Regions from separate parts of the Homo sapiens genome. Here region 2 is linked to region 1. Evidence: read pairs that join two places in POLR2A ChIA-PET (ENCODE). Cell type or tissue: Panc1. All regions are shown on one strand.

Region 1 (4,000 bases):
GAGGCCAAGGTACTCGGGAGGCTGAGGCAGGAGAATCACTTGAACCCAGGAGGTGGAAGTTGCAGTGAGCAGAGATCACGCCACTGCCCTCCAGCCTGGGCAACAAAGCAAGGCTCTGGCTTAAAGAAAGAAGAAAAGGGAAGAGAAGCAGAGAGGAGGGGAGGGGAGGGGAGGGGAGGGCAGGGCAGGGCAGGGCAGGACAGGGCAGGGCAGGGAAGGGCAGGGAAGGGAAGGGAAGGGAAGGGAACGGAAGAGAAGGGAAATATTAATAACAAGTGTTGGCAAAGATGTAGAGGAACTGGAACTCTTGTACCTTGCTGGTGAAAATGTAAAATGGTACAGATACTGTGGGAAACAGTACCGCAGTTCCTTAAAAAATTTAACAAATTAAATAACTTAAATAAATTAAATAATTAATAACTCATTAAATAAATTACTCTATGATCCAACAATTCCACTTCTAGGTATATGCCCAAAAGAACTGAAAACAGGGACTCAAGCAGATATTTGTACACCCGTGTTTGCAACAGCATTACTCACAAGAGCCAAAACATAGAAGCAACCCGAGTGTCCATCAATGGATGAGTGAGTAAACCGAATGTGGCATATACACACTATGGAATATTATTCCGCTTGAAAAAGGAAGGAAATGCTGACGGCTGCTGCAGTGTGAATGAACTTTGGAAACATTACGCTAAGTGAAGCAAGCTAGCTATGAAAGGACAAATACTGCATGATTCCACTTACAGTACGTACCTAAAGTAGCCAAATTCATAGAGAAAGAAAGTAGAAAGTTGCCAGGAGCTGGGGAGTTATTGTCTAGTGGGCACAGAGTTTTAGTTTGAGAAGATAAAAAAGTTCTGGAGATGCATAATGGTGATTGTTGCCAAAAAATATGAACGTACTCAATGCCACCAAACTGTACCACTTAACTGAAAAATGATTACAAGAGGAAATTTTTGTTATATATATTTTAAATTTAAAAAGAAAGGTGATCCTTGTCTAGGGCAGTCCCAGTTTATATTTTTGGCCTGGAATACTTAATATTAGCAGCCCCTCTCCTCTTACTTAAGAACTTAAGTGACTATGTCCCAAACTGGACAACAGATAGTATAATCACTCTAAGATTAAATAACTATTCAGTATCATCTCATTAGAATATGGCAGAGGTATGCTTCTTATCCTCAAATCTGTCTGATTCCAGAGCCCATGTTCTTCACCACCACACATCCTGCAGAATTGCTAATGATGCTGCTCGCTGGCCTACATCAGGTTTGCCACTATTTATTGTGTCAACTCTGCTGACTTACATGGAGCACTGAGGTGCTACCTACTTAGTAAGAAACACTGGCCGGGCACGGTGGCTCACACCTGTAATCCCAACACTTTGGGAGGCTGAGGTGGGTGGATCACCTGAGGTCAGGAGTTCAAGACCAGCCTGACCAACACTGCGAAACCCTGTCTCTACTGAAAATACAAAAATTAGCCGGATGTGGTGGTGCATGCCTGTAATTCCAGCTAGTTGGGAGGCTGAGACAGGAGAATCACTTGAACCTGGGAAGCAGAGGTTGCAGTGAGCCAAGATCACGCCATTGCACTCCAGCCTGGGTGACAGGAGCAAAATTCTGTCACAGCAAAACTCCGTCAAAAAAAAAAAAAGAAAAGAAAAAAGAAACATTGATTCTCTTAATGCTAATCAAAAGAAATGCTTATATATTTTTTAAAAAGGAGAACGGGGATGAGCAAAGAATAGAAACATCACAGACCGATGAACAGAACATCTTCTGGTATAATCCATGGGTTTTAGTAATCGAATGGTGCAATAGCATCAGGGCCAAAAGCAGGTGGATACAAAACCAACACCAAAACCAGTCACTCCATGACTCAGTTGACACAGGGTGAGTAATGATCAGCAAACATAGACCGGAGTGTCTACTCGAGGCAGGAAGCCAATAACTGCTTGGGAACTTTGTCTTTGACCAAAGAGGTTCCACTGACGCTCTTTCTAAACTCACTGGAGAGCCTGGAGTAATGTTTCTAGTCATGCAGGTTTCTGGGTCACACCGACCTGAGCTGGGATCCCAATGCTCCCAGTCACTTCCTCCAACACTTTGTACCAGTGACAAAGTCTCTAATCATCTGAGTCAAAATGCCTCTTTCATAGGGTTACCGTGAGGATTCAGTATTTGTCTGGAGAACATGAAGCATGTTGCTTAGCATACAGGGTAATATTCTATAAATATTATTACCTAGAAAATAGAGTGCAAGAACCCTTGATTCTCAGATCCTAGTAAGCTTGTTTATTCTCTCCCTCCACCCTGCCCCAAATCCTCTAAACCCAAATAGTCACTAGCAAAGTAAAAGAAAGAATAAATGCATTCAAGAATCCAGATAATCTGGACCTCAAAGAAAGAAGCCTTCGGAGGATCCCAAAATTATCTAGAAAATCGCTTCCCTTTTCCAGTTATTTTGCTCCTCCGTGGTTGGGGTAAAACTTGCAGTCCTATCTCCAAATGTAGCCAATGTTCACCCACTTCTGGAAAAATCAGATGGCCCCGAAAGAGTGGGCTTTGTCCAATTCTTGGGGACATATTGAGACACAGTAATGCAGAGCCAGACTGGAGTATCTCAGTTTCTGAGTGCTTAAGCATTATGTGGCTGGTCCACGATCAGTTCAACCCCCCTTTCCCTGTTTCTCCCACCCAATATTCCAATCAACTCTGTTTTGTTGTCCCTTTTTGTATTAGGGATATGATAGGCTAAGTGTATGACCCAGACATTGGAGACAGCCCCTGGGGGAAGGTCTGTTCCTATCTTAAACATTTTTAAGGAAGTGTTTACAATGTCTGGCAATACCCTAGCAGGTAGTCTTCACGTACTGGGGGCAAATAAATTATAAATGAGGATCATTTATGTGTCTGCCTCTGTAGTTTTAATTTTTTGCTTTTATTTTTAGTTGACATGTAGTAATTGTATGTATTTATGAAGTATTGCCTCTGTAGTTTTAAAAAAATAAAATTTAGCTGCTCCCAGGGGGTTTGGCCAAGTGTGGTTTTCAGAGATCACTCCAGCCACACAAGCATCTGGTGACCATGTGGTTCCTGCTGATGAGTGACAGGCAGGCAGACACATGTCATGAGAGGTATATGCATTTGTCAGCATACAATTACTTAATAGCCTTAAAGGATAAGCGTAGAATTTCTGTCACTCATTATGCCAAATAAACATCACCAGTTTTTGAACCAAAACAGTACTTGAAAGAGTTTATGAGAATGATCTGATAGTTAGTGTATTAGTCTATTTTCATGCTGCTGATAAAGACATACCCCAGACTGAGAAATTTACAAAAGAAAGAGGTTTAATTGGACTTACAGTTCCACGTGGCTGGGGAAGCCTCACAATCATGGCAGAAGGCAAGGAGGAGCAAGTCACATCTTACATGGATGGCAGCAGGCAAAGAGAGAGAACTTGTGCAGGAAAACTCCTCTTTTTAAAAACCATCAGATCTCATGACACTTATTCACTATCAAGAGAACAGCATGGGAAAGACTTGCCCCCATGATTGAATTACCTCCCCCCATGTCCATCCCACAACATGTGGGAATTCAAGGTGAGATTTGAGTGGGGACACAGCCAAACCATATCAGTTAGCATACATCTCCTTAACCAAAAATGTAAGAGCAGCCAGTCACAATGGCTCATGCCTGCAATCCAATGCTTTGGGAGGCCAAGGCAGAAGAATTGCTGGAGCCCAGGAGGTCGAGGCTATCATGAGCTATGATTGCACCTCTGTACTGAAGCCTGGGCAACAGAATAAGACCTTGTCACCAAAAAAAAAAAAAAAAAAAAAAAAAATTAAGGCTTTTTTAGGAGAGTCAAAATGTGAAAGCTATGTACAAACTCCTAAAGGAACTGCCAAACCATAGAAAGAGGCACTAAAACAGGTCAGAGAACACTAAACAAAGTGAAGAAGGGATGGAACAGAGTAGAATGAAATATT
Region 2 (4,000 bases), 100 kb after region 1:
TGAGTGAGGAATTGATTGGAAGGCAGCAAGAGTGGAAGCTGGAAGATAGGAGCATTTTTTTTAGAACCACAGTTAAGAGACAGTGGCCTCCTAGACCAGAGGGGAAGCAGTGGAGATGGGAAAGTTGGGTGGATGAATTTAAGAATTATCTGGGCCGGGAGCAGTGGCTCACGCCTGTAATCCCAGCACTTTGGGAGGCCAAGGCGGGCGGATCACCTGAGGTTGGGAGTTCGAGACCAGCCTGACCAACATGGAGAAACCCCTTCTCTACTAAAAAATACAAAATTAACTGGGCATGGTTGTGCATGCCTGTAATCCCAGCTTCTCAGAAGGCTGAGGCAGGAGAATCGCTTAAACCCAGGAGGCAGAAGTTGTGGTGAGCTGAGATCACGCCATTGCACTCCAGCCAAGGCAACAAGAGTGAAACTCCATCTCAAAAAAAAAAAACAAAAACAAAAAAAGAATTATCTGGATAATTTTTTTCAAGAGTGGCTTAAAAGCAGTTATTCTAAGCACGAGTTCCAGAGTATGAGCATGTTCTTAAAAACCTGTTTTCCCTCCTACAATGACCAAGAGTACAGAGCTAATGGTTGATTGAAGCTAACACTCTGTAATATCACATTTGTAAGAATCTTTTTTTTTTTCTGAGGCAGAGTCTCACTCTGTTGCCCCGGCTGGAGTGCGGTGGTGTGATCTTGGCTCACTGCAACCTCTGCCTCCCGGGTTCAAGCGATTCTCCTACCTCAGCCTCCGGAGTAGCTGAGATTACAGGTGTGTGCCACCATGCCTGGCTAATTTTTGTATTTTTAGTAGAGGGGGTTTCACCATGTTGGCCAAGTTGGTCTCAAACTCCTGATCTCAAGTGATCCACCTGCCTCGGCCTCCCTAAGTGCTGGAATTACAGGCATGAGCCACCGTGACCAGCCTGTTAATAATCTTTAGACTGGAAGTGGAAGTGGAAGATGGGCACAGCTTAACTGCCAGAGAAAAGAACAAAGTCCTCTCTCTTCTCTCAAGTCTATTGATTAAAGCCTTGGAAATTGGGTAAAATTTTCTTTTAACCTCTCTCTTGTGAAATCTAAAAGGAAGGAGAAATGTTTAGAACCTGCTTCTCAGATCAAATACTTACAGCATAATAAAGTATACAAAAATGGGGAAGAGAATCAAGCCTTTCTTTCTTAACAGTTGTTTATGTCATATTTCTGGTAAGACATTTTCTCTTCTGTGTCCTATGAAGTCAACAAGTACATACTGACTTTGTACTACATGTCCAGCCCTGGGGTTTTCCCATTGGTGGTTAAGAAGAAGAGTAAGACAGTTCCTAAACTCTAGAAGTTTGTTATCTACCTAGAAAGATGAATGAAAACTCATGATGCCATCTATAATCTATACAATGATATGAAATGCTGCATAATTAAGTATTAAGTGTATGGTTCAGATGGCAAATGCTATTAAATTACAAATAGAAGGAGGCAAAAGAAAGGGAATAGAAACTAATATTTATGAAGTGTCAGTCACATATTAGGCATTTTATACTGGGCCATTCATTGAATTCTCACCACACACCTGCAACACAGGGTTAGGGTGGGAGGAGAGGACGTGGGGGCTGGGGTAGTCACAGAAGGGGACGTGAGCGAATGAGTCTGTCTTGAGCCAGGCTTGAAAGATGTGGAGAAGCGTGACAAAGATGAAGAAACCAACATAAGCACATGTGTTGAGTAGTCACGTTGCAGGAAAGGGAAGGGGAAAATTGCTACTGAATCCTAGGGTGGGGTGCAAATACGGAGAGCCTCAAACACCAGACAGGCCTTCAGATATATTTTAGTCAGTAATGGCAAGACAAAATAAAAATATTGTTTTGTTTTGTTTATTAATCACCATTAATATGGTAAAAAATGGTAGAGGAATGTCTTCCATTTTAGAATGTCTTCCAGTTTAGAGGAAGTAGTATGAAGGCTGTATTCTGGCATATGGTGGTAGTAGAAATTCAAATGAACAAATTAACAAAAAGATTTCATAGGAATGACTAGCAGGACTTAGAGACTAATTATTATTAGGTATATGGAAATATGTCCTTAATATAGGAAATGGGTTCATCAAAGAACATTCTAGAAGTTTATAGATCTTTGCATAAATGTTGGCGGGTAGTATGGCACAATGAAAATAACATGGGCTTTGAAATTAGCAAACCTGGGTGTCAGTTCCAGTCCCACCACTATACTAGCTATGTAAGCTTGAGCAAATTTCTCCTCTAAATGGGAATAATAAAGGTACCTACTTCACTGGTTTGCTGTGAATATTGAACAATACGATTATTGTAAAGTACTTAGAGCAGCACTTGGCACACAATAAACATCCAATAAGTTTCTGTTGTTACTATTATTCAGTCCAAGTGTCCTCTTCTGCAAAATAATACTTGCTTCATAAAATTGTTGTACCTAGGCTGGTATGGTGGCTCACACCTGTAATCCCAGCACTTTGGGAGGCCGAGGCAGATGGATCACTTGAGGTCAGGAGTTGGAGACTAGCCTGGCCAACATGGTGAAACCCTGTCTGTACTAAAAGTACAAAAATTAATTGCACATGGTGGTGTATGCCTGTGGTCCCAGCTACTCAGGAGGCAGAGGCACGAAAATCGCTTGAACCTGGAGGCTGAGGTTGCAGTGAGCTGACATTGCACAACTGCACTCCAGCCTGGGTGACCAAGCGAGACTCTGTCTCAAAAAAAAAAAAAACAAACAGGCCGGGTGCAGTGGCTCACGCCTGTAATCCCAGCACTTTGGGAGACCGAGGCGGGCAGATCACAAGGTCAGGAGATCGAGACCATCCTGGCTAACACGGTGAAACCCCGTCTCTACTAAAAAAGAAATACAAAAAATTAGCCGGGCGTGGTGGTGGGCGCCTGTAGTCCCAGCTACTCAAGAGGCTGAGGCAGGAGAATGGCGTGAACCCGGGAGGCGGAGCTTGCAGTGGGCTGAGATCACGCCACTACACTCCAGCTTGGGCGACAGAGCGAGACTCCGTCTCAAAACAAACAAACAAACAGACAAAAATTGTTGTACCTAGAACAACTATGCAATATATAGCACATAGTGTTGCTTAATAAATATTTACTGAAGCTGGGCACAGTTGCACATGACTGTAGTCCCAGCTACTCAGGAGGCTGAGGTGAGAGGATTGCTTGAGCCTAGGAGTTCAAGTCAAGCCTGGGCAACATAGAAAGACCCCATCTCTAAAAATAAATGAATACGTAAATATTTTTTGAATGTGTAATTCAGTGAGATAATGCATGTACTGTATAATCAACACAGAACCTACCAAATTACACAATCGGTAAATTCCATAAATGTTGTGGTGTTTCCTTCTTTATCCCTTTCTCCTTTCCTTTCCCCCTTCTCCTTTTTTCTCGGTAACACTGAGAGGTTCTCTGCTGTAAATAAAGATGAGTTTGGTTTGAACATGCTTTGCTAAATAATTCAATTAGAAAATATTCGCCAGGCTATTGGAGATACAATCTTGAGATCTACATTTGGGCGTTCTTGGCATAGAAGTGGTCCTACAGCTGTGTGCAGGAAGGCTGTATATTTTAACAAGAGGAACAGAGTGTGCTGTTGAGAATAGAGGACAATGAATTAAGAATCGGGCCTAGAAAACACTGGCAATTATGGGTTGGAGAAAGCAGATAAGGGAGCAAAAGAAACAGAAGGAAGGTTTGAGAGGTAAAAGAGAATGAGAGTAGAAAGTTAAAGGAGGTGAGGGAAGGTTCAAGAAAGATTTGGGAATTAGTGGAATCAACAGCTTTGGTGTGACAAGGAGAATAAGAATGGTGAAGTGGTCACTGTGATCACATCAGGGACTTTCAAGACTGTTTCTCACCAAAATGAGTGGATCTGTCATCAAATGAAGGAGAAATAGGGTTTTGGACAGCAAACAACAGAACCAAAAAACCAAAAACCATCAGCTGTTCACTGCAGCTACTACCACTTGACTACTTCTATTT

The links. ChIA-PET counts read pairs that join two places held together with the same protein. Peaks named below come from ENCODE experiments on the same cell type or tissue, not always from the same donor. Only the 100,000 strongest peaks of a DNase experiment are listed, where the experiment ranks them.
Region 2: POLR2A ChIA-PET joins it to region 1 with 7 read pairs; 2 of 35 experiments call an interaction of 5 or more read pairs at or near these places.

The regions. Positions count from the first base shown.
Region 1 is chr2:215,980,690-215,984,689 of GRCh38, forward strand. All of the region lies in intron 2 of MREG (melanoregulin), which reads right to left. Among named protein-coding and RNA genes, the nearest start is that of MREG, 31 kb to the right of the region's middle. RefSeq lists a silencer at 1,993-2,062. In Panc1, no CTCF peak of the experiment used is centred here; a DNase peak (open chromatin) is centred at 2,022; H3K4me3 peaks cover 401 bases; H3K27ac peaks cover 1,065 bases.
Region 2 is chr2:216,085,437-216,089,436 of GRCh38, forward strand. All of the region lies in intron 1 of TMEM169 (transmembrane protein 169), which reads left to right. Among named protein-coding and RNA genes, the nearest start is that of TMEM169, 5.5 kb to the left of the region's middle. In Panc1, no CTCF peak of the experiment used is centred here; no DNase peak of the experiment used is centred here.